Regions from separate parts of the Mus musculus genome. Here region 1 is linked to region 2. The links are chromatin loops, found by intact Hi-C in ENCODE. Cell type or tissue: gastrocnemius. All regions are shown on one strand. Links, peaks and the distances in the headings refer to the core of each region. The heading gives the core; the rest is flanking DNA.

The links. Hi-C counts contacts between places; a loop is a spot of excess contacts. Peaks named below come from ENCODE experiments on the same cell type or tissue, not always from the same donor. Only the 100,000 strongest peaks of a DNase experiment are listed, where the experiment ranks them.
Region 1: it touches region 2 in a loop (2.4-fold over the local background); 8 of 42 quality-filtered maps call a loop at or near these places.

What each region holds. Positions count from the first base shown.
Region 1 is chr7:35,651,095-35,666,224 of GRCm38, reverse strand. It overlaps Gm42379 (a long non-coding RNA gene), which reads left to right and starts at 5,885. Exons shown (of 3, transcript XR_881965.2): 1 at 5,885-5,929; 2 at 6,512-6,667; 3 at 7,234-7,810. In gastrocnemius, for the core only: a CTCF peak has its summit at 6,867 (motif pointing left); a DNase peak (open chromatin) is centred at 6,859.
Region 2 is chr7:35,852,985-35,868,114 of GRCm38, reverse strand. No RefSeq gene overlaps it. Among named protein-coding and RNA genes, the nearest start is that of Zfp507, 58 kb to the right of the region's middle. In gastrocnemius, for the core only: a CTCF peak has its summit at 8,309 (motif pointing right); a DNase peak (open chromatin) is centred at 8,305; H3K27ac peaks cover 1,069 bases.

The DNA of each region.
Region 1 (15,130 bases), core at 3,633-11,632, 200 kb after region 2:
AGGAGGGAGAGAGGAGAATATGAAGGGGAGAAGGAATCATTGGGGTGCAAGGGAGGAGTTGGGGGCTCCTGAGGGGAGTTGGGGAAGTGTAAGGGAGAAGTTTGGTATACACACAATCAAATATATGGTTTACATGAATGAAATTATCAAAGAATAAGTAAAAGATACTCTGTTAAAACGCGCACGCGCGCACACACACACACACTCAGGGTAAGTGCATAGAATGAAATAACAGATGATGGTTAGGAAGTTGCGGAAACTAGAAGGCAGATATTCCTTGATTGAAGGATATGTGTGTGCCTTTGAAGGGACACCTGGCCTCTGGTCCTCTGTCCCTCTGCTTCCCAGCTGCCATTCTCTGAGACACACACATTCTCTGTGATAACTCGTCTCAGGCCCAAAGCTGTGCATTCAGTCAACCACGAAACCTTGGGAACCATGAGTTCAAATACATCCTCCTCTGAGTTGCTTGTATTAGGTATTTTAACACAAGGGAAAGCTGACTAACACAGAGACGGACCCGGCTTACTAGATAAATTAGGTCCGTGTTCTTTGTCTTAAAGCTCTGACTTGGCTGCCTCTTCCTTCTGAGACATCTCAACCAGAAGACTGTGCAGGGGTCGCTGCTGGGAGACTCCACCTCTTCAGTGGGAGACACAGAGAGAAGCCAGCAACATGCACCATGCTCACTAGAGCTCCAAGGACTTCTGCACAGAGCCAAGCCCCATTTATCCCATCCTGGCACTCCATGACGGTTTGAGGTTTCAAGCCAAGACTCACTTAAAAGGAGAACAAACCCAGATCTGAAAGTGTGGGCCAACACCTAGGACCCAGAACTATACTGGATCAGTGTATTCAGTAAGCACTTCATAAATGTTTAACTGAGTATTCAGGCATCAATATAATAGCACTCTACAAAAAGCAGTAGCTCCCCCCCCCCCCCCGCTGGAGATAAGAGCAAAATATGTTGATAAAGATCATATTAAAAATATATCAATACATTTTCCCCCTGTGGCCTGGATATCTGTGTCCTGTGTTGAAATGCTAGATTCCCACCCCTGCACCCCCAAAGTGAAGACATTAAGAGGTAGGGAACCATCAGAAGGAAACTAGAACATCATTAACACATGACCTCTGGGGAGGGGATTAGGGCCTTATGGAAAGGGGGGCAGACTGAAGATGCAGCTTAAAGACAGAGTGCTTGCCTAATGTGCACAGGCACGAGGTTCTGAGTTCAAATCCCCAGCACCCTTGTAAAACAAAAACAAAACAAACAAACAAACAAAAACAAAAAACTCTATTGGGCTGGAGAGATGGCTAAACAGTTAAGAGCACTGTCTGCTCTTTCCAGAGGTCCTGAGTTCAATCCCCGGCCATCACATGGTGGCTCACAGCCATCTGTAATGGGGTCTTGTGCCCTCTTTTGGTGCACAGGTGTACATGCAGATAGGGCACTCATACATAAAATAAATAAATCTTAAAAAAAGAAAAAGAGGCATGCTGTGCGTTCTGTAAGCACAGTACAGCAGGATGGAAAAGCACAGATTCTGAGAACTCAGCTGCTCAGGCTCAAGTGGAGAGCTTGCCTCAAGAGACGTCCAGGGAGAGCCAGAGGAAGGCAGCTGATGTCCTCCTCTGCTGCCACACACTCGTGCATGGGTATGCAAGCACACGTGCATACATGCACACACATCACATGCATACTGCACACTAGACACCACAGACAAACCCACTACACAGCGTGCGCGCACACGCACGCACACACACACACACACACACACACACACACACACAATCCCAGACACAACAGACAAACACCCCAGAGAGCACACGAACCACAAACACACAAGAGAAAATATGTAAACTGATCCATACGTGGACCTGGCTCTGTAGACATGACAAGACTCCACATAAACGGCGTCAGTTGAAGTGACACACTCAATTAGGCAGCTAATTATCCTGAAGCTGTATTGATGCCCTGTTTGAAGCAGCCCACCACCCCCTCAGACTCCAAACAGACTCGTGGGTCGCCTCCCTCAGGGAGTCAGGCGTGCAGAGAAGGGAGGTGGCTGTTAATCAGGCTCTGGGCCTCCTCCCCTCCCACTGTCCTTGTCACTCACTTCCCAAGCAGCTCCCTTTGAGAATCCCTGAAATCTGAGTGTTGAATGCGGATTTCAGTCAGGGCTCGGAGCAGAAGTTGCTCTGCAGGCCCTACCATGACGATGACAGCTGATCCTTCTCATCGCTAAGGGTCATCTTGGGAACTGTTCTTGCTAAGCCTTCGGAATCAGGGCCTGGCTGATGGAGTCTATTAATGGCCCCGCTACAACTCACCTGCGCAGGCAGTGGCTCGGGTCCCTGCTCCGGGTATTGAATTATCAGGTCATTAGACTCAGATTAGTTCTTCATACCCCTTGGACAGAGACGTGCTAATTTGGATTCGTAGAACTTTGTAAAATCTTACAAAGTTCTCAGGCAAGTGACATTAGGCTTAGTTTCTTAATTTAGTGTTCTATCAGCAAGACAAGTATGTTGGCATCGGCTTCCTGTGGAAAGCAGACTCCTCGGTCAGTGGGCAAGTGACTCTAATCAAACGGTTCTCTCTAGGCAGGGGGCTTTGTGTATCTGTGTGTGGTAAGTGCTGGGGATTGAACCTAGGACCTTGTATATGTTGGGTTGCTAGGCAACCAGTCAACTACCACTGAACTATATAACACCAGCCTCTTCATTCACTTAAAAGACTTTAATTTTCTTATGTACATAGGTGTTTTGCCTGCATATATGTCTATGCACTATGTGTGTGCTGGTGCTCAAAGGCGCCAAAACAGGGTGCTGGACGCCCTGGGACTAGAGTTACAAATGTGAGCTGCCATGTGGGTACAGGAAGTGAACCGGCATCTTCTGTAAGAGCGGCCAGTGCTCTTAACTGGTAAACCGTCTCTCGGACCCTTAAAAATGATCTTTAGATTTATTATTTAATTTTGTGTATATGAGAGTCTCAGCTGCATGTATATACTTGTACCACGTGTATGCCTGGTACCTAGAGAAGTCAGAAAAGGGCTCTGTGTTCCCTGGAGCTAGAGTCACAGGCGTTAGTTCTGGGACTTGATCTGCAAGAGTAAAATGTGCTTGTAACTGCTGAAACATCTCTCCAGCCCCAGGGAATTTTTTTTTTATTTTATAGAACTTTTCATTTTTAGCCATATGAACATATTTTTATTCAAAAGTTAAATATGCATGAAAGTCAATTAGCTGTTAATTGAAGGAAAGCAAGGCGTGTTACAGTGATTTCACATTCATTTAATAATTCATTATTAAAAATAAATCCATTATTTTGTAAAGACTTAGCTAACGTGTTTAGATAAGTAAAGTAATAAGGAATTAACCAGCTTGTTCCTTTCAACCTTTCATTTGAAATTTATTTAGCTAACTACTTACTTAGTCATGTTGTTGTTGTTGTTGTTGTTGTTGTTGTTGTTGTTGTTGTTGCAATCAATGGGTTTCCTGAGCTTCTTAGCTAGCACAGGCAAGGGGTCACTTACAGAAGCGTAGGTGACCTTCAGCTGCATCACGACAAAGTCGCACCCCATCATGGGTGTTAACCTCAAGGAGGGTACGTGGGGTTCTGCTTTGCCTAGCTTGTCACTTTCCATGTGGCCTATAGAATCCCGGGTTCATGTCTGTCATTTGAACTAGATTTAACCCTTCAGAAATACTGAAATAAGGATGTGGTAAACCCCCACATTGCATTCTTTGTCTTAGAGTTTTTGTCGCTGCGGCGAAACACCATGACCAAAAGGCAAGTTGGGGAGAAAATGGTTTATTCAGCTTACAGGTCCAGATCACTGTTCATCACTAAAGGAAGTCTGGGTGAAGCTGACACAGAGGCCATGGAGACTGCTGCTCACTGGCTTGCCTCCCCTGGCTTTCTCAGCCTGCTTTCTGCTAGAACCCAGGACCACCAGATCAGGGATGGCCTCGCCCACAACAGGCTAGGCACTTCCCCCATTGATCATAAATTGAGAAATGTCTTATAGCTGAAATCTCACGGAGGCATTTCCTCAACTTAGGCCCCTTCTTCTCTGATGACTCTAGCTTACATTGACACCAGCCAGTACACTCTTCATTTTTTTAAAGATTTATTTTTAATTAGTGTGTATGGTGGTGGTGGTGGTGGTGGTGGTGGTGTGTGTGTGTGTGTGTGTGTGTGTGTAGGTCTTGTGGGAGGAGTGGCCATGTTCATTAGTGCAGTGCCACAGAGACCAGAAGAGGGTGCCAGACTCCAGGGAACTGGGGATTACAAGCAGTTGGCTATGGGAACTGAACTCAGGTCTTTGGCAAGAACAGTGTACACTCCTAACCACTGAACCATCCTTCCAGCCTTGTCTTTTGTTTTGAGACAGGTACTCTCGATGTAGCCCTGGCTGTCCTGGAACTCACTCTGTAGACCAGGCTGGCCTCGAACTCAGAAATCTGCCTGCCTCTGCCTCCTGAGTGCTGGGATCAAAGGTGTGTGCCACCATGCCTGCCCTCCTGCCTTAAGCATTCTTGAAGCTGACATTTTTAGAATCTGAGCATGCTGTTTTACAGACAGCCCCTTGATTTGGATTGTTCCGTTGAGTCCCCACAGTTAGATTAAGTTCTATGTCTTTGGATTCTGACAGGCCCTTTGGTACTTACAGGAAATGAGCCCTTTGTCAGGAGACCCATGGTGTCAGCTACTCCTTCATTGGCCATAAAATTGGAACTTTTGGTTAAAATGGTCTCTGGCAGATCTCTCCACAGAGAAAGTTCTTTTCTCTTCTCTTCTCTTCTCTTCTCTTCTCTTCTCTTCTCTTCTCTTCTCTTCTCTTCTCTTCTCTTCTCTTCTCTTCTCTTCTCTTCTCTTCCCTTCCCTTCCCTTCCCTTCCCTTCCCTTCCCTTCCCTTCCCTTCCCTTCCCTTCCCTTCCCTTCCCTTTCTTTCTTTCTTTCTTTCTTTTTTTAGATTAATATTTTTTTTTAAAGATTTATTTATTTATTATATGTAAGTACATTGTAGCTGTCTTCAGACACTCCAGAAGAGGGAATCAGATCTCGTTACAGATGGTTGTGAGCCACCATGTGGTTGCTGGGATTTGAACTCTGGACCTTCGGAAGAGCAGTCGGGTGCTCTTACCCACTGAGCCATCTCACCAGCCCGTAGATTAATATTTTATGTGAATGTTTTGCCTGCATGTATGCATGTGTACCACATGCCTGCCTGGTGTACTTCAGAGATCAGAAGAAGACATTAGATCAGTTCCCCACCCCGGAACTGGAGTTACAAATGGTTGTGAGCTGCCATGTGGGTACTGAGAGTCAAACCTGAGTTTTCCACAAGAGCAGCCAGTGCTCTCAACCGCTGAGCGTCTCTGTGGACCCCCTGCCCCTCCGTGTAACGAATAAGTCTTTTGAGGTGATACAGATATGGACGTCCTGTCCTACAACACCCTAGTCAATGGCTGGTATAGTCAGGGTCTTCAATGTTTCCAGAGGCTGAACATTTGTTTCTCAACCAGCAATGTTCAGAAGTTCGACTTTGGGGGAAGCGATTGGATCATGAGAGCTCTGGTCATCCCAAAGGATTAGCCTATGGATGGATTCACAGCTGAAAAGTTGTTGTTGTCATCATTGTTGTTGTTGAATTCTGTGTCTGTGTGTGGTTTTTTTTTAATATTTAATTTTATATGAGTACACTGTAGCTGTCTTCAGAAACACCAGAATAGGGCATTGGATGCCATTACACCACCATGTGCTTGCTGGGGTTTGAACTCAGGACCTCTGGAAGAGCAGTCAGTGTTCTTAGCCACTGAGCCATCTCTCCAGTCCCCAGAGCCCACGGAGGCAAGAAGAGAAGAGGATACCGTGTCCCCTGGAGCTGAAGCTACAGGCGGTTGTGAGCCTTCCAGTGTGAGTGCTGGAAACTGAACTCCAGTCCCCTGCGCTCCTAACTGCCCGAGCTAGCTTTCCAGACTCCAGCCTCAGAGCTTAACGGACTGTTGGAAGGTGTTAGGAACACGGGTGTTGAAGGACTTCGAGGGAATGTGGGTCATTGTGGTTCTAACCTTCGGAAATAGATCTCGTTCCTGCGGTCTCCCCTCCCCAACTTTGATCTTTCTCCCCTTCCTGGCTGTCATGAGCTGAGCAGCTAGGCGCCATTGCGACTCCCCACCGTGATGGTCTATCTCACCACAGATCCAAAAACAAGACAGCCAAGTGACCATGAATGGAAACCACAAGTCAAAAGCAGCTTTTCCCCCCTCTAGTATTCTATCAGTGCTGGGAAGCCGACTAACACAGAAAACGACTTAGCATTTGTCACACTCAAATATGAAATCTCTCCCGGAGGATCATGTGTTGAAATAGTTGGTCCCCTGGCTGGTGATGCTGTTTGGGGGAATTTGGAACCCTTAGGAGATACGGCCTACTTGAGGGAGTTGGGTTCCCTCTCCTCACTTCCAGACCAAATGCTCTTTGTGTCCTGTTTTCCAGGGCAATGTGGCAAGCTGCTACAAGCTCATGTCTCCATAGGTCAAGCTACCCCGGCCACCATGCTTTCCGCATCATGAAACCATGAGCCAAGACTCGCCTTCTCCTTCCATTGCTTCAGTCAGGAATCCTGTCATCCCGAGAATCCCGAGGAGAAAGGTAACTGATACAGTGTCTGCCAGAAAAGTTTGCTTAAGTCAACTACACGAAAAATAAAAGCTATTTCTTGAGCTGGAGAGAGATAGCTCAGTGGCTAAGAGTGGTGGCTGCACTTGCAAGGGACCTAAATTCAGTTTCCCAGCACCCTTGTGGGGTGGCTCACAACAGCCTGTAGCTCCAGCTCCTGGGATCTGTCGCCCTCTTCTGGCCACTATAGGTACTGCACTCAGAAACATGCCCACAGAAACACAGCTTTTCAAAACTAAAAAAATACCTCTTCTTTTCTTTTCTTTTCTTTTCTTTTCTTTTCTTTTCTTTTCTTTTCTTTTCTTTTCTTTTCTTTTCTTTTTTCTCTTCTTTTCTTTTTTCTTTTCTCTTTTCTTTTCTTTCCTTTCCTTTTCTTTCCTTTCCATCCTTCTCTCTCTCTCTCTCTCTCTCTCTCTCTCTCTCTCTCTCTCTCTCTCTCTTTTTACTGTATTAGCATTGTTTGTGAGGAGCTGTGGGGGCTATGTATCATGAGCTATGGGGGGCTATGTTTCATGACTGATATCATTCTTGTTGCTCAGATTTGCCCCATAGAAAGTTAAGCGTGACGGATATGGTGGCTCATGCCTTTAATCCCAGCACTCAGGAGGCAGAGGCAAGGAGATCTGAGTGTGAGGCTAACCCGGTTCCAGGACAGCCAAGTCTACACAGAGAAACCCTGTCGCAAAAGAAAGAAAGAAAAAGAAGAAAAAGAGAAGCAAGTTAAGCTAGTCCTTTCACCATGTTTCCATTAATCCTGAGTATGTTCAAGTTTGATTTGTACACATATATGTAGTTTCTGTTTTTCTCCACACTGGAATCCATCATTCCGATGTAGCCTTGGCTCCTTTTAGGAAAGAATTGTGCTTAGAAACCATGATCGGGTGTTGGGTTTTTGTGGATTGTGGTGTGCATTTTGGGGGTGCTAGCTGTGGTTCCGCACCTTCCGTTCCCTGCCTCTCAGCGTGTCCAGATGCCACTGCACACCGGGCTGGACGGATGAAGCAGAGTCTGGAATGGATGTGGTTCTGCAGGGTCCCGGTCTGGCTGGGAGTAATGGCGACGGGTAGGGGAAGGCCTTGTCCAAAGATCTTAGTGTTACAGCTCTTGTAGGCAAAGGCTTCTCTGATGATCTTCAATGAAACAGCTCTCTTGAAGGATCTTAGTTTGTGTGCACAACTCTTTTTGGGGTGGGCTTGTACACACACACTTTATTCGGGGTGAACCACGGCTCTATATGGACTTTGCAGAGGTGGGAAAGAGTTTCAGGGTAAATGAAAATCGTTGGCTGGAGTTTTAAAGTTCTGTGAATGCCTCATTTGTGCGGAGAGACATTCCAGGAATCCCGGGTCCTTGCTGGGGAAGTACTTTTAGAGATAGGAAGCTGAACCTGTAATCTCTCCAAGGCCAGGTGACATTCTGAAGCTACAGGGTACAGGGGTTTGGGGCCCCTCAGACGAGGTCAGAGAAGGAGAAGCCCTGCTGGTAAAGGAAATCCTCCATTTTGCACTGAGCTCAGTGGGCTATCTGGACAATGGTAGATTTCGACCTTAATTAATTAACAATGGGTTGCAAGCCTTCACCACCACCACCTTCAAAACATCTACCATCATTCGCCCTTGTTTTTTTTCTCTCCACTTTCTTTGGTTGTCAAATCTTTGAGGACTATGAAGCCCTGACCCTGTCTCCACGGTCTTTAAGGGTGTCAGTGTCATCTCTCTCCCACTGAAAGGGGTCACAAGCTGCTATTTTAGGGACGGATGAAGAAAGGAACCACAGGGGATCATTTCCCAGTCAGATGTTTTCCCCAGGCTGGGGGAAGAGGAGGAATTCCATCTAATACAAACATCATTTGAATTTTAAAATGCAATGTCTAATTGCTACTTATGACTATAGTAAAAATTGATTTTATATGCTGTAATTGTATGGTTTGAATATGTAATCAGAAATGCAAAGTTTGATGCCTTTGGTTTTAATTTACATAACTAACATCTCTCAGCTCACTTATTTCAGCGGTGTCTAGGTAGGAACGTGTTTTTCTAATTAGTGATCAGATGCACACAGTAGGTCAAGATCTTCTAGGGGTTTGGATTACCCCAAATGATGTAACTTATTTCTTGTCATTATTGTGTCTGGCCCTTACCTTAGTCATAGAAAAACATCCCAACAGAGCATTGATTCTTGAATTCCTACGTGTCTCGACATTTAAATAATCTTGGCAGGTGCAAGGTCAAACTTTCCTACTGCCTAACACACTTTAGAAAAAAGATTAAAAAATTTAGCTTGAGGGCCAGAAAGATAACTTAGTGGTTAAACACATCTGCTGCTGTTTCTGAGGACCAGGGTTCAGGTCCCAGCACCTACATGGCTGCTCACAGCTGCTGCCTGTAACTCTAATTTCAGGGACAATGATGCCCTTGTCTGGCCTCAGAAGGGAACTGTATGCAAGCACACACATACACACACATACATACACATACATATATATACACACACATACACACACATATACACACACATACACACACACACACACATACACACACACCCCAGTAAATCTTTTAAAAGTGTAGCTTTTAGCAGTTGTTTTACTCTAGTGTTTTGATGAAAAGTACTTCATTCACAAGCAAGAGGTTTAGGACATCTCACGATTCCCACAGAAGTAGGGCAAGACACGGGATGCCTGTCTCTCTGACCTCTCTGCCACGGTTGGTCTCGACAGCATGTTTGCCTGGGTTAAGAAGTCCACTAGAAGGGCTGGAGAGTTGGCACGGTGGTCAGGAGGCTGGCTGCTCCTGTGGAGGGCTGGAGTTTGATTCCCAGCACTCACACGGTAGCTCTCGGATACCTGGAACTCCAGTTCCGAGGGATTCAGCACCATCTTCTGCCCTCTGAGGACATTTATTGCATGTACCTGGCACATGCATACACTCAGGTACACACATGTAAAATAAATAATTAAAAACCAAAACAATGATCAGGTCATAAAGGCTCTGAATTGATAGGTAACTTAGTCTACTTATGAGAAGACCGTTAGGAGACCTTAACCACAGGCTTTCCCACCCATGGCCAAGTTCACTAAGTAGCGACTCTGAGTCTGATTTGTGAGTAAATGCTTAGGCCATATGCCTTGCCTCTTTCCCACTAGCTTGTAACTCACCTCTCTCGTATAGTCTATTCTAAGTCCTGCCATGAGGATAGTCACCTCTCCTTCAGTTTCGTGTGACTGTCTCCATCAGCATTTGGGGCAAATCCTCGCCTCACCTGGCTCTATCCCAGAATCCCCTCTCCCTGCCAGAACTCTCACCTCCTATCTCCTGCCTCAGCGAATAGGCCACCAGCTTTTTATTGACCGGTGATGCTTCACATACACTGCACCAAAGACTTTCTCTGCAGGAGATAGTGGGACAGGAGCAGCCAGGGCTGCTAGAGGAAGCAAGTCCCTGGGTCATGCCCTTGGGTACACTGTCTTGTCTCGGTCCCTCACTAGTTCCTCTGTGTTCTACATCCTGCCTGCCTGCGTGAGTAAAACCAGTCCTCCATGCACTCCCTGCGGTGAACGACTGAAAATCCGGGCTCTTTTGTCACTCACGTTGTTTGCGTCCGGTGTTCTGTCACAGCAGAGTCTGACTGGCACAGTCTCTGGAGCAGCCACCAGAAGATGCAGGGATCTGGGGACAGGCTTGGATCCTGAGGGCTCTGACTTCGTCAGTGAATCTGTCCACTGACAGCACCGTAATTTCATGGACTAATAGGGGACGATGGAAACTCTGGAGGTTGGAGGGTTCTTGGAGGCTTGGACCCAGGAGCTGTATCTCATCCCCAGACTCTTCCTCTTGCTTTCCCCCTCCCCCTGGTCACAATGAGGTACCCAGCACACACCTGTCACCAAGATGCTTGGCTTCAGCATGGGCACCCTGAAGTGGCAGACAAATGATAACCACAGAGTGAGGCCGTGGACCAAAATTAGCTTCTCCTCCTATAAGCTACTTCTCTCAACTATTTTGTCGCAGTGCAGAAAGCTAAAGCGCAGACCACTGAAATGCCCACTTTTTATCCAAATATTTCATAATCACATAATCTCATGATAGATTACACTATATATAAAAATATCAAAAATAAAAAGCTTGTGTTATATATGTATATATACTATGTTTTATATATGTATATATATAAAACACAAACTTGTGTTATATATAATATAATAATATAATATTATATATATATAATATTATTATAATAATATAATATATAATATAATATATGTAACACATATAAAACACAGGCTTGTGTTATATATATATGTATATAACACAAGCCTTTTATTTCTGATAATGACTTTTTTTGTTTGTATGTTTTCATCCAAGCACACTCTCTTGGGGGAAAAAAATCGATGGTATTCTTATGAAGAAAAACTAAAAATTGTAAGCTAACCACAAGAATACAAACAAAGGTCTAAATGATATATGAAAATGAAAGGATATAGAGGCAGACGCAGAGCTTTTAATTTTAGAAAACAATTAATTCAAGCCAAAATCAACTAAGGAGGGGCTTCTAATTCTCCAAAACATTCGATACCTTTTGTTTTAACCAGCCATAGGTGATTGTCCTCCTAGGAAAAGAATGTGTGTTGAGGGACCGGGAGATGACTTGGGCTTGAAGCCCTTGCAGCCCAACTGTGAGGTCTGGAGTTGGGATCCCCAGAACCTACTAGATGCTGGGTGGGTGTAGTACCCCACCTATAATTGCAGCCTCAGAAGGTAGACAGGAAATTCCTCAAAGCGAGCTCTACCCTCCGTAGTGGGTAGCCACATCGGTGAGCTCTGGGTTTGATTGAGAGACCTGCCTCAGTGACTAAGACGGAAGGGTGATGGAGGATGATGTGGAATGTCTCATTCAGCTTTCACATGCACAAGCAAACACTCGTATGCAAGCATGCATGCACATGTATACCACACACACACACATACACACACACACACACATACACGGAAATGGAAAATGAGGGGGTGGTTAAAGAGCATAAGTCCAAAGAAAGAGGACATGTAAGTGATGTCACGCAGGTCACATAGCCTTGTTAAACTCCAGCCCTTGTGTTTACAATAGTCTGGTTTCTGAATGCATAACTTTACTGACGGTCTACAATCGTCATTATTTAACTGGTATATTGAGACGGTGGCTGTTGCAACACCAGTATGCTTGGCCTTTGGTGCGCACCAGGAATTTGGGTAGATACAGAGGAGGTGCCACCTACAAGCTAAGGGGGAGAGGTCTCGGAAGAAAGCAAGCAGAACCGTGAGAGAATCGATTTCCCTTGTTACATCACGTAGCCAGGGGCTCCTTAGCAGCTGAGGCGACCCAAAGGTCTCACCCAATCTTCCTCAAAAGGTAAACTGGGGACGCTGCTGCTGTGGGTGGCTGAGTGGGCTGGGGGCTGTAGAGAGGAGGGGAAAGAAGAAGAGTAAGCCAGCCAGCCCCTTGCTCATCTGGGAGGTTTCTGAGGAAGGAGACCCCTATCGATAGCCCGCCTGCCCACATCTTCCATTTTGTTTCTCCTCAGTCAGTCTCCTCCAGGGGTAGATGGGTCCGTGAGTGGAGCCTGGGAGATTTCACTAGGGAATGGGGATTGGGGGCATTTCTGGAACTATCTGCTTGTTGAGCGTCCATCTTTTCAAGAAACATAACAAGCACATCTCCCCTTCCACCGCTCTAAATGTGCTTGCTGATTGACTCATTGATGTTAATAACTTTTGATTTGGGGTGCTAACTGCAAGATAAGAGGGATGACTTTAATTCACAAAAAAATAATAGGTAAAAGCATTTGGTCCTTTTCCACCGCGTTTATCTTGATACGAGAGCTGTGCATGTATATACATATATTCATATGCGTACATTCCTGTGTGACACAGTTGCCTTAATTATGAATGAACACATAGATGTAAGAAATCTCCTCACACTGAATAGTAATTTTCTCTGATTTACAAAGTGAAATTGAGATCAATAGCTTGTATTTGTTCAATTTTTGCTTTTTTTTTTTTTTTCCAACATTGGGGAACCAAACCCAAGCCCTGCACCTGTCAGGCAAGTGCTCTCTCATCAGGCTACCTGTCTGCCCCTTGGGCTTTTGAGGGCAGGGTCTCACTATGTGGCTCAAGCTGGCCTTGGCTTACATTGTAATCTAGGCTAGCCTTGAAATTCAGGATATTCCTGCCTCCATTTCCCTCATCATTCTGGTGTAACAAGTGTGGGCATTAGACCGGTTAAATGCATTTCTAAAAATCACCTTAAATTTAAGATTTCTTTCTGGACAGATCAGAGTTATGAGATTTAAATATCATGGGGGGGGGGGGTCAAATGGAACAAGGTCAGGGCTGTGGCAGAGGAGCTGACCGAGCCTTGATGCTTAGAGCTGATTCTGAGTGCTTGTCACTTGTGCTCCCGAGGACTGAGTATGCCATCGTACACTGAGTGGATATAGAATAGCTCATTTATCCATCCATCCATCCATCCATCCATCCATCCATCTGCCCATCCATCCATTCGCCCATCCATCCATGCATGTAGTGGGTTGGTCTGATGCTGCTTGTATTTCAATACTAAATACTGGCTTCTCAACAAGTACCTGGTTGCCCCCAGCAAGCAGATCCTCACCGACATCAAGTGATGCTATGTGAACCTTGCTCCCCAATTTAACTGGTCAATAAAAGGCTAGAGCCTGTGATTGGGCAGTGGAGGGAGAGAGGTGAGACTTGAGGATCAAGTGGGGCGGCGGGGATAGGGGGAAGTTGCAGGTAGAGGGAGGAGAAGAAGAAAGAAGACAGACGGCAGCCACAGAGGGCGGCCACCATGAGAGGAGATAGACCATGAGCACGTGGCCAGGAGAAACAACATGTGACAAGCATGTTACAGCTGGAGAATAAGTAGAGCTCCAAACTGGCCCAAGTGAGGCGTATGGCTTATAAATAAAAATATCTGGCTTCTATGTCTTGTATAGGGGCTAGCTAGGATTCTAAATTCCTTCTCCACATGCATTCATTATTTTAGATTTTAAATTGAGACAGGATCTTGATATGCAGTCCAGACCTCAAACTCCTGATCCTCTTGCCCTGGACATGTAAGTGCTAGGATTACAGGCAGGCATTGCCACACCTGTCTATTTATATGTTTACATATCTATGTCTTTCTGGGTTGCCCAGCCTGGTCATATAATGTGGTCTAAACCACATAATAGAGTAAACACTAATTTTCTGTGGCTGTGCTAAACACCGTGGCCAAAAGTAATTCCAAAGGAACGGGCTTATTTAGCTTCTACTGTACAGTTAATCACTGAGAGAAGTCAGGGCAGGAACTCAAGGCAGGAACCTAGAGACAGGAACTGAAGGGCAGATGACAAAGGGACGCTACTGATTGGTTTGCTCCCAGCGGCTTGCTCAGCCTGCTTCCTTATACAGCTCAGGACCACCTGCCGAGAGGCGATGCCACACACAGTCAGCTGGGCTGTCTCATCAATCATCAATCAAGAAAGTGTCCCATAGACATGCCTACAGGACAATCTGATGAAAGCATTTTCTCAATCGAGAGACCTGCTTTCCAGGGGACAATGGCTTGTAGCAACCTTGTAAAACAAACAAACAAAACCTAACCAGAGCACTACCCATAAATGTAAAATATTATTTTTACACTGTTTTGCATGTCTTTACATTATTTTGCATATATGTACTTGAGTGTGTACATGTGCATGTGGGCGCCCCCCAGAGGACAGAGGGTGGTATTGGATGCCCCAGAACTGGAGTTTTAGAAGGTTGTGAGACTCCTGAGATCCTGAGAACCAAACCTCCGTTCGGTCTGCTACAAGAGCAGGGAGTGCTGCTAACCAGTAAACCATCTCTCTAGTCCTGTAAGCACCACTTTTATACATGTTGGGTGGAGAGCATGTGGTTGGCTTTACTGTAGTGGCCTACAAGCAAACTTGCCATGTCCCCAAACGATGGCCGTGTTGTTGAAGAAACGTTTGTCAATTGGGATCTCAGGCTCTGTCATCACTAATCAACTGCTCACACACTGAGTTTGATGTGGGACGGGAGTCCATTGCTCTGTTTGAAAGCTTATACAGCAAAAACACCAGAAGTAAAGAGGTCAGGGAAGAGCTTAACACACTGCCCTGCCAGGAAGCTTCCTAGCTACAAGAAGTCCCAACCAAGCAATCTAGCGTCCATCTACAGCTGCTGGGGTCGGAGACTGCCCAGCTGGCCCGCCTCTTGCATTCTGCCTTTGTTGGAGACTTTCATGCTGCCAGCCATGACATAACTGATCAGCGGAAACACCATAGCTAAGGCACTGCTGGCAAGCAACCATGAAGGCGTGAACCCTGAGGATGGGAGGTGAGAATCCACAACACAGCATGCAGCAAGGATAGCGCTGAAGCCCCAAATCACCCAC
Region 2 (15,130 bases), core at 3,794-11,793:
ATTTGTGGGTTTAGGATAGGCTGAAACACTGTATCTAAGCTTATGTGTTATGCAATAAACTCAGATCTGCACCCTGATGCTGGTTTCCAAAGTCTGATTCCGGATTCGTTATGTGACTCTGTCGCCTCTTACCCTCTCCCTTCCCCTCCCCCATCTTATCCCTGTTCCCACAATTATCCACTCATAACATTAGGGTGTGATTGAAATGTACCCCCAGGTTCATGTTTCGAACAATCAACCCCCAATTATAAAGCAATTTTCAATGCAGTACAGCTTGGCTGGAGAAGGGAGTCACTGCGAGGAGACCTTCCTCCATACTCACCACTTCCTGTCTGCTCCCATGTGAGGGCTGTCCATATGTTCCCACTGCACTAACACTACCATCCCTTCCCCGCCATGACAGATTGCGATCCCCTGAAGCTGTAAGTTAAAGATCAGTTACCCCTCCATTAAGTTGCCCCTATTGGGTATTTTAGTCCCAGCGCTGAAAAACAGCTAACACGGATATCAAGGACTGATTCTCAAAGGCTTGAAAATCTGTAACTTTAAACTAATTTTACATTTCCAGGAGAATGACAAAGGTAGGAGTTGTTGGGGAACGGGACACTGATCTCCAGACAGAAACAAATCTGGCAATTTGCATTCCACGGCTGTCTTAGGGAAATGTCTTAAAGGTGTCGTTCATAGGACACACGAGGTTTCTTCTGTGCTCTGCCTTTGCTTTGGGGTTCACTCTTTCCAGGTGGAAAATTAGCCACGAATGCCGTAATAACAGGGGTTAGGTATGGACATTGTCCAAACAGCAGAATCAGGGGAGACATTCCTTGGGATGGGGCAGATGGTTCTCTTCAAGTTCCTGTAACTAATTCACTCAGCCATGGTTACATCTGCTTAGGAATGCTGGCTTAAAGAGCCTTCAAGGTAGAGCTGTTTAATCAGAGTCCACCCATGGGATGAACTCACAGGATAAGCTGGGCCATGGAGTTACCATGAGGACACCAGCTATACAAGCAACCATTCCGTGTTAAAGGACAGTTTGAGAAAGGGCAACAAAGAGCCTGGGAGAGCCCGGGCTAAGGAGATGGATCACTTGGTAAAGCCCTTGTCATACAGGCAGGACAACCTGAGTTCAACACCCAGTACCCACATAAAAATAATGGTTTCGTAAAGCTCAGAGCCATGGCAGAAACCCGTGATGCCAACACTAGGGAGGGAGGGAGGGAGGGAGGGAGGGAGGGAGGGAGGGAGGGAGGGAGGGAGGCGGGAACAGGAAGTTCATTGGACAAGCTCTGGGATCCGTGAGATCTGGTCTCAAAAATTAGAGAGGAACGGTAAAGGCAATCAGCATTGACTCTGGCTTCCATGTGCACATATGACATTTATACACAAACATGCACACCCCAGAAAAGACAAGACTCTCTACAGCAGTAGAAGTGTGTAGCTGGGGTAGACTTGGACACAACAAGGAATAGTTGCAAATGGCTGTGATTGCTGCCTGGCCTTGGCTTCCCTCTCCAGCCAGAGAAAGGGGCGTCAAGAAATTACCAATAGCGAATGGGTTCGGATGTAGCCCCAGTGGCCCTACACCAACTCATCATGTGAAAGTCCAGAAAACAAAGAGCAAACTGAGCTTATACAGTGAAAGCTACCCCGTGCTCAGGACATGGTGGGGGCATGTCCTTGAAGCAGAGCCCACGATTACCCCTGAGCCCCCATAGAAGGCTTCTCCCTCCCACTGCAGTTCACGGTCTCTTTAGAAGCAAGGCTACAAATTGCATGAAGAACAAGTAATTCAATTAACTCTATAGTCTGTGATGAAAAAAATAGGCCATTTTGCTAGCTCTAGTGGCGAACTAGTTTAACCCTGGCGCTCAGGAAATTCCCAGGCCAGACAGCATATTAAACCAGATCTTCAACTTAAGAACAATTACTGTCATTTATCAGCCTGAATAGCAATAACGCACAAATCGACAGCTTTCGGGAGGCAAAAAGCTAGCTAGGTGTAATGATATGCAAAACCACAGCAGTCTCCATTTTGAGCTGTCTCCATCCCATCAATACATCTCCAGCTACCTACAATTTATCAATACAAATGTGGTGCCCGATGAAGGCAAGACCAAGAAGATAAATATGAACGGGGTGAGGGAAGAAAGGGCTCAGAAATGTTTGAATTTTAAAATGATGAAGTGCTGACCAGATTCTTAAAGCATTTTACATGCAATGACCCGATCATATCAAGCCCTCTTTGAAAAGAGCAGAGAGAATAGGATTTTTTTTTTTCTGTCTAACCCAAGGTTGCAGGTAGATACTGCTCTCATTGTATTTCCTCTTCCTGGAGCATGTCTTTAGAAATGTGTGACCATGGAGGGCGCTAATAAAAGTCATATAATGATGCTAATTACAGCAATGGGTTTGCATGCAGCCTTCCCCACACCTATCTGCAAGAGTAACAGGAAGTATGATACCCACGTTGAATGAGGGGGAAACCAAGGCATGCCATGATTCATGTGCTCTCCACATCTGTCAGGCACTGGCAAATCCAGGGTTAGAATTGATTCCCTCCAAAGTCGTAGTCCACCAAGGACCCAGAGGGAACCTGAGATGCAAGCAAAATTGAGAGATAATGAGGAGGGGTGGGGCAGAGAGAATTTCACATCTCCAAACCAGATGAGGATATGTTTTTCAGTGGTGGCACACAGTGAGCACCTACTGTATGCATACTGCTGGCAAGATCGAAGAAAGGCCAATTTTGACACAGGTGTGGCTTGTGCTCCTGTCCGCACCCCTTTCACCCCCAGCCCTCCCAACCTCACAGTAATGTTCTTCTGAGTACCACCACTCAGTTGGAGGGAGGAAATAGGCTTTATCCACAGGGAATGTGGCAAGAGCGGTAGACACGGTAGAAAGCATCCCTATAGAGACAATAGGATCTCACCTGATACATGTCGGGCAAACAAATGGTCACTATCCTCTGGCCCAAAAGAGCCACCCTATTCCTCTGTTGTCTTCTTTTTCCAGCTGTTGCCACAGACTGAGTCAGACCTTCCAACAGCTCTATCAGTGACACTTACTTACCACGTCAACCCTGGAATATTGGAGTAACCTCTGGTTCTGACATGCAAACTCCTGCCCTTCCTACAAGTCATAACTGTAACTTGATTTTAAAGGAAACTGGTGAAAATTAAATAGATGTTTGCTTGTCTGTCTGTTTGAAAGAAAAGTGATCTGTCCATCTGTCTGTCCATCTATTTGTCCATCAGTCTGTCTGTCAGTCTGTCTGTCTATCTATCTATCTATCTATCTATCTATCTATCTGTATGTCTATGTGTTGTATGCATCACATGTGTGTATCCATGTGCCTATCTGAGCAGTGTGTGTGGATGTGTGTGTAAGTGTATATGTGTATGTGTGTGTGGGTATGTATATGTATGTGAATATATGTGTGAGTGTGTGTATATGAGTATGTATATGTATGTGTGTACGTGTGTGTGTGTGTAAGTGTGTGTGTGTAAGTGTGTGTGTGAGTGTGTTGAGTGTGTATGAATGTGTGTATGTGTGTGAGTGTGTGCATCTGCCTGTGGAGATCAGAGGTCAAAGTGTCTTCCTCTACCAGTCTCCACCTTGTTTTAGAAACAATGGAGCTTGCTGATTGGCTAGTATGTTCAACCAGTGGGCTCTAGGGAACTATTTGTCTTCATGTCACATACATGTACACTAACACATGACACACACATGCACACCAGCACTGGACTACGATTGACTCACACTCCTATGCTCAGTGTGTGTACAGGTGCAGTAAATAAACCTCGCATCCAGGACTTTATCTACTAAGCCATCTTGCAGGTTAGTTTTGTTTTTACTCTCATCTTGTTTTTTAATTAGAGAACCTCTAAATAACACCCACATAGCTTGTGTGGTGCATCATCACTATAATTCCAGCACTCAGGAAGCTAAGTCAGGACCGTCTCAAGTTCAAGGCCAATCAATACTGAGCTACATAATGAGACCTTGTCTTAGTGAGGCAGGGTAGAGGAGGGAGAGGGCGGGAAGAGGACGTTGAACCTTATTGTAGTCATTTGAAGGTGAATGATCCCCACTACTTGGTCCCCAGCTGAGGGACTGGTTGGGCAGGATGAGGAGGTGTGGCCTTGTTGGCGATGTGCATCGCCGGGGATGGGCTTTGAAGTTTCAAAAGTCCATGAACCAACCCCACCTCGTGCCTATGGTTCTCAGCTACTGTTCTAGTGCCATGTGTGCTCCGCTCTTGTCATACCACTCACCATGATGGTCATGGACTCCAACCCTATGCAAATGTGAGCCCCAAATAAACACTTCTACAAGATGCTTTGGTCATAGTGTTTGTCTTTTCATACCACTTGTAAAAGGATTTGGTGAACTGAAATCTGGTGTCTTCATTTTCTCCCCTTCACTACTATAATATATCCTGATGAAGTTTCCACTGACTCTAAATCTCCAAGTTCAGCCCCAATTCCTATGCAACCTGACACACTCACTCTCTCTCATTAGAAAATAACAGGGCACTAATATATAAACACAAAGCATATGAAATAAAACATAGTAAGAGAGAACAAAGACTAAGTCACCAAAGTTAGACAAGGCAAACTAATTGTCCTCAGTGTCCCCATCCTCACTGTCACTGTCCTCAGTGTCCCCATCCTGTCACTGTCCTCACTGTCCTTATCTTTGCTGTCCCTGTCCTCAGTGTCCCTGTCCTCAGTGTCCTCATCCTCACTGTCCCTGTCCTCAGTGTCCTCACCTCACTATCACTGTCCTCAATGTCCCCATCCTCACTGTCCCCATCCTTACTGTCACTGTCCTCAATGTCCCCATTCTCACTGTCACTGTCCTCAATGTCCCCATCCTCGCTGTCACTGTCCTCACTGTCCCCATTCTTACTGTCACTGTCCTCACTGTCCCCATCCTTACTGTCACTGTCCTCACTGTCCCCATCCTCACTGTCCTCACTGTCCCCACTGTACTGGCTAGTTTTGTGTCAACTTGACACAGCTGGAGTTATCACAGAGAAAGGAGCTTCAGTTGAGGAAATGCCTCCATGAGATCCAGCTGTAAGGCATTTTCTCAATTAGTGATCAAGGGGGAAAGGCCCCTTGTGGGTGGGACCATCTCTGGGCTGGTAGTCTTGGTTCTATAAGAGAGCAGGCTGAGCAAGCCAGGTGAGGCAAGCCAGTAAAGAACATCCCTCCATGGCCTCTGCATCAGCTCCTGCTCCCTGACCTGCTTGAGTTCCAGTCCTAACTTCCTTTGGTGATGAACAGCAGCATGGAAGTGTAAGCCGAATAAACCCTTTCCTCCCCAACTTGCTTCTTGGTCATGATGTTTGTGCAGGAATAGAAACCCTGACTAAGACACCCACCCTCACTGTCACTGTCCTCACTGTCCCTATCCTCACTGTCCTCACTGTCCCCATCCTTACTGTCACTGTCCTCACTGTACCCATCCTCACTGTCACTGTCTTCACTGTCCCCATCCTCACTGTCACTGTTTCTCAGTGTCCCCATCTAAGCTCTGGAGCTATTAGTATTTTCCTACACAGCCCTTATATATACATTGTCCATTTAATTTCCTCATTCTTGTGAGGTAACATTCAGAGCACATGCAGGTGAGTCAGAGAACAGGGGAGCAGACCAATAGGGACACATTCCATCGTGAACAAAGGACACGCCAGCTAGAAGGGCTGCCTGTGAAGAGAATGTACCAGCCCATGCATGTGTTAAGCTTTGGATTTAGGAGGAAATGTCAGAAGCTGACACCCTGTAGACCACCTGGGATAGCGGTCTACTACCCAACACTCAGACCAGCAGAATCCCAAACAAAGCTCATGTAGAAATGCCTTGTATGGCACCTGAATCAATTGCTTTAGCTCCCCAGACTGGGTATATGGATTAGATGTGACCGATCCCAGGTCCCTCCCTGGAGCATCAGAGCAAGGCTTGTGTGTGCAGAGATGCTCTTATGCACTCCACTCCAATAGCCATACTAAGAGGTAGATGTGCTCAGATGGTAAGATGCACCTCGCGCCCACTACAGAGCATGGGGAGCCCACCCCGGTACCCCTCCTCCTAGCGTACTTTCTCCCTCTCCCTTACCCTGCCTCCCAAAAAAAATATAAAATCCAGTCTTAGGTTGACCCCCAAATTTTTCATTCCTCAGACCAAGAAGCCCAGAGTTGAGTCATGAGTTTAAATACAGGACAGGGCCCCTTGTGTTGAATGCTCTGTGTTTTTCTACCATGTCTGCCCATGTCAAGAGAATGTGATACCGGCACAAAACTGGACATCTTCTGGAGATTAATTTTCTGTCCACTAAGATCCTGAATGTCATTCGATATGAACACCACCATGTGTCCAGGCCTCATGCATATTTTACATTTTTTTCACGACAAAGCAGATTAGGTAATTGCTGTAAGACATACAGAGATAGGGACACCAAACACATTTTAAGAAAACACTCAATGTTTTAATTAGTTATAGTTCTTCTCTCTTCATTGAACTTAATTTTGGTGTGTAGCTCAGTATTAGAGCAAGTGCCTAAAGAGTGAGACCCTAGGTTCCATCCTCTGCGCTGAAAACAAGTAAATAACTAAGTCCATATAGATGGTCTGTGGGAAAGGAAGACCCCGCACAGAGAGAGCAACGAGCACAGAACGCTGAAGTATCTAAAGTGAGTGAGCCTTTGCAAACTCAGGGACACTGGTCAGGCACACAGCAGCAGAGCCAAGAGCAGCTTTTATAGCCCAGACACAGCTCCCGCCGCCACTTCCTCTTTGGCTGAATAACGAAGCCACAGCCACACGCATCACCTGCCTCTTACATTTATCTCAGCACAGGCTGTACATAGGTTCTCTCTGCATTTTATGTCCTGTTTGTTTTTAAGGGTCAGTAAATGAGTAACCGCGTCACGTCTGCAGGTTGCTGTGCAAATGTTGATACATTTCTCTTCTAACCTTAGTTTTGTTGGGAGAGCTTGACCAGTGGATGACAGCAGGGACAGCATCTTCTTTTCCTCTGTAACCGGCCTTAAGCTGACTCAAGGCACCATTGTCTTAACAATGGACCACTTATCATTCCTTTTCTTAGGATATACTTATTTTTTGTTTTATTAATATAAGTGTTCTGCCCATGTGCTGGTTAGTTTTATATCAACCTGAAACAAGACCAACTCATTTTGGGAAAAAGAGCATTGAAAAAAAAAATGCCCTGACTAGATTGACCTGTGGACAAAGCTATAGTGCATTTTCTTAATTAGTGATTGATGAGGGAGGCCCAGCCCACTGTGGGTAGTGTCAGCCCTGGGCTGGTGGTCCTGGGTTCTATAAGAAAGCAGACTGAGCAAGCCATGAGGAGCAAGTCAGTAAGCAGCACCCCTCGATGGCCACTGCATCAGCTCCTGCCTGCAGGTTCCTGCTCTGTTTGATTTCCTGTCCTGACTTCCTTTGATGAGGAACTGTAATATGGAAGTGTAAGTGAACCCCTTTCCTCCCCAAGTTGCCTTCGATCACGATTTTTCATCATAGTAATAGATACCCTAACTAAGACAGTCCACATGTATGTGTGTGTAACTTATGCATGCATAGGGCCCTCAGAGGCTAGAAGGGGGTATTGTGTCACCTGGAAGTGGAGTTACAGATGGTCATGAGCTGCCATGTAGGGGCTAGGACTCAGGTCCTTTGCCAGATCAGCAAGTGCTCTCAACCACTGATCTGTCTGTTCATTTGGGGTTGTTGTTGTTGTTTTGTTTTGTTTTGTTTTTACCATATGGGCAGAGTGCATCCTAAATTTGTTTTCCCAAAGTAAGTACATTCAAGTGACTATTATTGAAACTAGGAAGTAGAACAGTATCTCTTTTGTGCCCCTGACAGTTGTGCCTTCACCCTGTAGTTACTGTCCCAATGTCTAACAACACACTTCAAGCTTTTCTTAGTTGGGGGATTTTTATATGTATGGAGTTTCACAGTGAATGCCACAGAGCCTAGATTTCTTTCTAAAGAGGTGAAGGAGTTAGGGTGTTGAGCCAAACACATTATATATATGTGTGTGTAAAATTCTCAATGAATAAAAAAGAGTCACTCAATAAACTAGTTCCTTCATTTTTCTTGACATTTAATAATCCTTTATATGAATACCCTGTAGCTTATATATCCAGTCTTTTCATGAGGATCTTTTGGTATTTTTTAATACTTATTTTTAAAAGATTTATTTACTTCTATCTTACATGTATCTTTTGCCAGCATGGGTTCAACCTGTCCATGCAGTACCCGTGGAGGCCAGAAGAGGGCATCAGAAACCTATGGAACTAGAGTTACAGATGGCTGTGAGAATCAAACTCAGGTCCTCTGGAAGAGCAGCCAGTGTTTTTAACCACGGAGCCATCTTTCTAGCCTCTTTTAGGTTAATCATAAACATTCTGGCACATGTGCAGACGTTTCTGTTGAGTTTCTCTGCAGGAAGAGAAATCTGAGGTCACATGTTCACCTTCAGTAGACAAAAATCAGGGCTTCCAATTTGTGTTTCCAACAACAAGACCACACTTCTGTATAGGTCATTTATTTCTGCTGCTAAGATTCAACTAAAGGAGTAGATGTGGACCATGGGTAGACAGCCAGAGGTTCCTTTGTAAATGGCAGGAATATGACCGAGTACAACCAGTGTGCAAATCAGTCCAGAGGCTCTTCAAAATATTAAAGATAGAATTCACATAGGGTCAAGCTAGGACACTCCAGGGTACACAAGCCAAAGAGCCAAAGGCAGATTACTAGGAAGGTCCCTGCAGACCCATGAATGTCAATGCCCATCACTGGAGGACCAACAGATAAAGGAAGTGCTAACTACACACACACATACACACACACACACACACACACACACACACACACGATGGAGTGTTATTCATGTATAATGAATGTAATTGCTTGCTCAGAGATGGATGGAACTGGAGGTCATCGTGTTAAGTGAAATAAGCCAGTCTTACTAAGAGATGCAACGTGTGTGTGTGTGTGTGTGTGTGTGTGTGTGTGTGTGTGTGTGTGCGCGCGCACGCGAGTGTTCCTCCTTTCTGTACAGGATGATGTCAGGGCAACATGAAAGTAAAACATGGACTCCCAGACGAGGAAAGAGGGAGGAAGGCAACAGAAGCAAAGAGCAGTGGATGTGATCAAGAACAATAAGAACACGCATGTGCACAAACGTCCAGAGAGAGCCCTCAGCTTGTGAAATAAATACTCACTAACGGAAGGATCCTAGCCTCACTTATTAGCTGTGAAGGTTGCTCTGGGGAATTTCATGCAACCTCAGATCCCTGACCTGTGAAAGGCCCATAATTGAATGTTCTTGAAAAAAACTCAAGTTAGGTTTTATGCTAAAGGCAACGTGTAGGTCTCTTCCAGTGCCCCTGTAGTCATCTGGCATTAGGGCAGCTTTCTCCTGGCAGTGTTAGCATAAAGGACACCAAGCTGGGGAGGCCTGGGCTACTGTGTTCCTTCTGAGCCTTCCCACAGTCTCTCTGACCCTCGGTTTTTCAAGCTGGGAAATGGAGAGGATAAGACTGCTCCATGGGAATTACAAGGATCTAAAGCTTTCATACAAAATTTAACAATTCACAAAGTTCAGCTTTTCTCTCCTAAGATTTCAGTTCTCTGCCTGTTCCGGTGAACCAGATACTTAGCATATCTAGAATGTCTGTGTGTCACCCTCAGAAGAAAGTTAACTGTTGGGAGAGCAACTGTCAAGCTGGCCTTTGCTGTAACCCTTATTACAAGGACCTGAAGACATAGAGCCCACTCAGTTCATGTTACAGATGGGGAAACTGAGGCCGAGGTCTGTGTTGGCACCAATGGTTAGTAGCACAGCCAAAGCTAAGGCCAGCTCTCTTGCCAAATCCCAGACTGGTTCTTTAGTAGCTTTGTATAAGCAATAAATTGTATTGCCCGTGTTAATGAAGAGTCAGTTTATTAAATGTCATCCAAGTGGTAGGGGAAGAGTTAAAGTCGCATTTTATCCATCTGTTAATTAATCAAATTTTGCTAAACTTTAAAACATAGAAACGGGCAAATAACTATCTGCATTTAGGTTTCAAATACTATCTCACTTTCAAACTATTGGAGAACTCGAGCCTCCAGCCCTGCCAGGAAAACTGATATGAGCCTTACCCCCCTGCCAAAAACAACCGTACGGCCAGACAAACATATGAGGCGACTGTTTACACACCCTGAACGGCAGGCAGTACTGGACTTTGAAGAAAAGCAGGCACCTGAGATGAACCCCGTTAGTTCTCTGGCTTCTTCTTCTGATAGCTTTCTCTCAATGTGCGTAAGTGCAGAGAAGCACAAGGTACAGTTGCTATACTGTCATGAGCAGGTCGGCATAGGGTTCAGGTTCCAGGGTGATGAAGAGGCTGTGTTTCATGGAAAAGAATAATGAACAATGGACAACTTCATAAAGAGAGGCTCTAGAACTCTCTAGAAGACCTGGCTGAAACACAGGAAGGCTTTTTTTTTTTTTTTTTTTTTTGAGCTGTAAAAGCCAGCAGGTAGACGTCATTTAAAAAAAAAAAAAAAAAAAAGGCACTGAAGGCACTGAGGTGTGGGCCATGCTAGAGACCTGGCATGAAGTCCCAGACCTCCTGTGGAGATCTCATAAAGACCATGAGTTGGGTGAAGAAGTATGAGCGGCACTTTAGACCATAACCAAACACCACCATAAGGCTCCATTTAAAATTCAATTAGACGGGGCTGGAGAGGTGGGTTAATGGTTAGGGCCTGTGTTGAGTTCCCAGCACCTACACAGCAGCTCATAAGCATCCGTAACGCCAACTCCAAGAGATCTAAGACCCTCCTGTGGCCTCTGAAGGTACCCACATGAGGCTCACAACCATCTTAACCCCAGTACCAGGAAATCTAATGTCCTCTTCTGACATCCCCAGGCACCGAACCTACTCTCAGAACTCATGCAGGCAACATATTCATACATAAAATCAATAAACTAAAAATCAATCTTAAAACAAATTAAACCAGTGATTGTCAAACTTCCTAACGCTGTGACCCTTTAATACAGTTCCTCGTGTTATGATGACTCCAAACTAAAAGAATTGTTTTGTTGCTACTTCATAATTGCAATCTTGCTACTATTATAAATTGTAAATATCTAATATCCAGAATATCTGGTATGTGACCTCTGCAGGGGTTGCGACCCACCCACCGGTTGAGAACCATTGAATTAAGCCAACCTTAATGGAGAAAAAAACAGACCACTAAAAAGGCTACTGTTTGATGAACTCTTGAAAGAAAGAGTATGGGAGAAACACATCTTCAATCCCAGCACTTGGAGTAGAAATAGAAAGATCACGAGTTCAAGTCTATCCTTGGCTACTTAACAAGTTCAGGGCCAGGCTCAGCTAAATAAGACCCTGTCTCAAAATAAACAAGAACAACAACAACAAAAAAAAAATACCCTTTAAGGAAAGATGCCGTACTTGGGAATCACCTCCATCCCTGAGTTTGTTTATGCATCCATTATAAAATCGGGGGTTACCAACTCATGAAAGTTGTCCACTGACCCCACACACACTTGTGCCAAGGCATGTGCTTACACACACACACACACACACAGTGGGGACAGAATATCAATGAATGAAAGAACAAATGCTCTAGGTTGGAGGCTCAGAGAGTTGGCTTAGATTCTTGAGCTAGAATCTGTGACTGCTTTTCAATCATTACCTGAGCATCCTCACATATGTTACTTAAAGTTACCCGGGCAAGCCACTTTTCCACACTTCATCTCCCACATCCACAGCATTGGTAGAACCCACAATGCTGACCCACAGTGACCATACCAAGAGTCAGTGTCCCCTGTGAACTCATAAGCTTGGTCACCAGCTGTTGGAACTATTTTGGGGGACCTCGAGAAACTTGAGGACATGGAAGCTAGCTGGAGAAAGTTGGTCTATTGGGTGGGGCCTTGAGGGTATAGCGTCCCATTTTCTGTCCTGCTTTCTGGTCGCTGTCCAAGGTAATTTGACTAGCTATCGTCTGCCACATGCTTCTGACCAGGGGCACAGGCCCAGAGACCATGGGCTGAACCCTCTGAAATCATAAACCACCATGCATCTCTATCTCCCTTAAGTTGTTTTTGTTGGGAATTTTTGTAATATCAAAAGTTCATAATATTAGCCTTCAGGAGTGCAGGGTTAAAATAGTGCCTAGAACAGACCACATGCTACTTTTTGAAGGTCTCCTTAATATGTGGATTGTTTTCATGGGCTTCAAAAGGAAGACATTACCTAGAAGGGAGAATTTGGTTGAAGCAGCCAAAATTCAAACACATTCGTTTAAATCCACCACTCTTGTGAACACTGGAAGCCACTGGCCCACAGGCAGCACAAGACTGCTTTCAGCTTAGTCAACTTGAGCAGTTTCCAATGTGGCAATGGAAAGTAACCTCACAGACAACACTAAAAGGCAAATGATGAAACTGGGTCAAGCGTGCTCCAATTGAGGGCATTGACGTGGATCTACTTCCTTTCACGGTAAGAAATACAGAGGAGCAGTGCATGAAGGACTGCCGGTCAAGGAGTATTATTCGTGGCCAGAGCAGGCAGTGCTATCGGTGACACAGCATCAGAGATGGTAGAGTCTGGCCTGAAGCTGCCGCTGTGCCTCTGGGAAGGGCAGAGTCAGGAAGGGGGCCTTCCTCCATCTCTCTTATGAGGGCAGAGGAGACAGGTTATCCATCACTACATCATAATGCTCAACCGGCGTGAAGTCATAAAGCCAGCAGTGAGACAGATCTGTTCCAGCGTCAGCCAGCTCACACATCCCTCCCAAACTCAAAGATGGAGGCAGAATGCCTGAGCAACCCTGTGGAGCAGCCACTTACAGGAGGGACTTCTTGAGCATAGACTGCCTGCCCTGCCTGGTATTATGTATAGTGTCTATCTGGAAACCCCACAGATTTATTTGTTGAAATGCTTAGTGATGCTCAGTAGGTGGCGCTATTTTGAGAGAGTATTAGAATTAGAAGCCAGCCTTTGTTAGAAGTAGTGGGTCTTGGGGGTCGGGGGTGGGAGGTCCTCGAGGGTATAAGATCCCTGGCTGCTGATCCACTGTGAAGTGAATAGCTCATTGCCTCATCACATCCCCAATCACCGTGATCCTGTCCAAGCCCCTGGGGCCAAGCAAACATGGGCTTAACTCTGAAACTGTGAGCCAGTATCATGCCTTCCACCAGAACTTGTGTCTGTCAGGCTTTCCATCATAGCATCCAAAGGGTAGCAAGCACACCTGACAAGCCTACCGGATCCAGGAGAAGGGGGCATAGATACATGCCTGCCAGCATACATAATAAATGTGGATCAAGAGCCTACTCCACACCATGGCTGCCCTTAGGAGCATGAAACCAAGGATGACCCCAGTCATGGTGGTGCTGAGCTTCCAGTAAAGGTACTGAAGGACAGCGACAAGCTTAAGCAGCGGGCGTGTTGCATAGCACGTTGGAAAAGCACTGAGCATTCGGGAAAGAAAGTAGAGGAGTTGGGTTATTTGGTGGGGGTAGAGTGGGCTGCAGCATTTAGGAGGGCAAAGTAGGATAAAGCGTGGGTTCAGAGGAGAGAAAGAAGGTCTCAGGATCAAAATATAGGGCAAATCTTGGGTTCATGGTCATATAATAAGAACCTGCGGCAGTCCCTCCCCCGAATCAATAGCTTAAGCAGAAGACCTGTCATCCACAGAACTCTTAGAAGAAAACACAGGATATAGTTCCGTGACATAGATTTAGCAAACACCTAAAACACAGAAGGAAATACAAATCGGTCGGAATGCATACAAATTTGAAAGCTCGGGTGGACACGAAGAGCAGCCAACTAAAGCATGTGTGACCAAACCTGACAATCTCTGAGTTCAAGCCGCGTGACCCACGCGGTGGAAAGAGAGAACCAACGCCTCCAAGTTGCCCTCTGACCTCCATATGCATGCCATAATATTCTCACACACACAATCAATCAATCCATCGGCTTAAAAGATTAGTGGTAAAATTATAATGCACTGAAAGTTATCATCAAGCCAGGAAGCAGTTAGACCCAGCACTCTGGAGGCAGAGGCAGGCAGAGCAAGGTCAACCTGGTCTACAGAGTGAGTCCCACGACATCCAGGGACACACAGAGAAACCTTGGGTTGAAAAAAGAAAAAAAAAAGGAGGAGGAAGAGGAAGAAAAGGATGAGGAAGAAGAGGAGGAGGAAGAGGGAAGACGAGGGTGGGGATATGTAGTAGAAGGGAATTGACAAATGATAAATCTGTTGAGTGTTTAAATGCAGAACACTAAAATAACTCCAAACAAGAGCTCACTTTGAAAAACAGGCAAATGAGTTAACTAGGTTTTCTTCAAGGAAGACCAATAAAATGGGCAACACACGTGTTGCAAGGTGTTCATTACTTCTCACTAGGGAGCTGCTAATCACAGTCACAAGGATGTACTGCCTCACACCTGGGAGGATGAACTGTGGGCGAGCTGCACAATGGTAAAGCCACAGGAGCAAAACAGTATGAAGACCAATTCCTCATAATACAGATAATAAAATTACTATCCGATATAGCAATGTCTCTTCTGGGTACATGCCTAAAAGGATAGAAAGCAAGACGTGCGTGCGTGCGTGCGTGCGTGTGTGCGTGTGTACAAGTATGCCACATGTTCACAACAGCATTGTTCACAATAGCCAGAGGTGAACCCAGAGGAATGGATAAACTAAAGTCTGTCCATACAGTGAAATATTACACAGGCCAGAAAAAAAAAACCCACACATATGTTACATGGATGAACCTCAGGACACTGTATAAAGTGATATTATCCAATCACAAAATACTGTGGTATTATTCCACTTCTAGGAAGTCGTTGAAGTAGTCAAGTTAATAGAGACAGGGGTAAACTGACAGTAGCAAAGATCTGGGGATGCAGAGTTACTGTTTAATGAGTACAGAGTTTTGGTCCCAGATATGCCATGTTCTAGAGAAGATGGTGAAGCTTGCATGCCCTAGCACTGAACGATCTGCTTTAAAATGATTAGGATGGGGGCTGCGTAGTTAAAAGAACTTGCTGCTCTTGA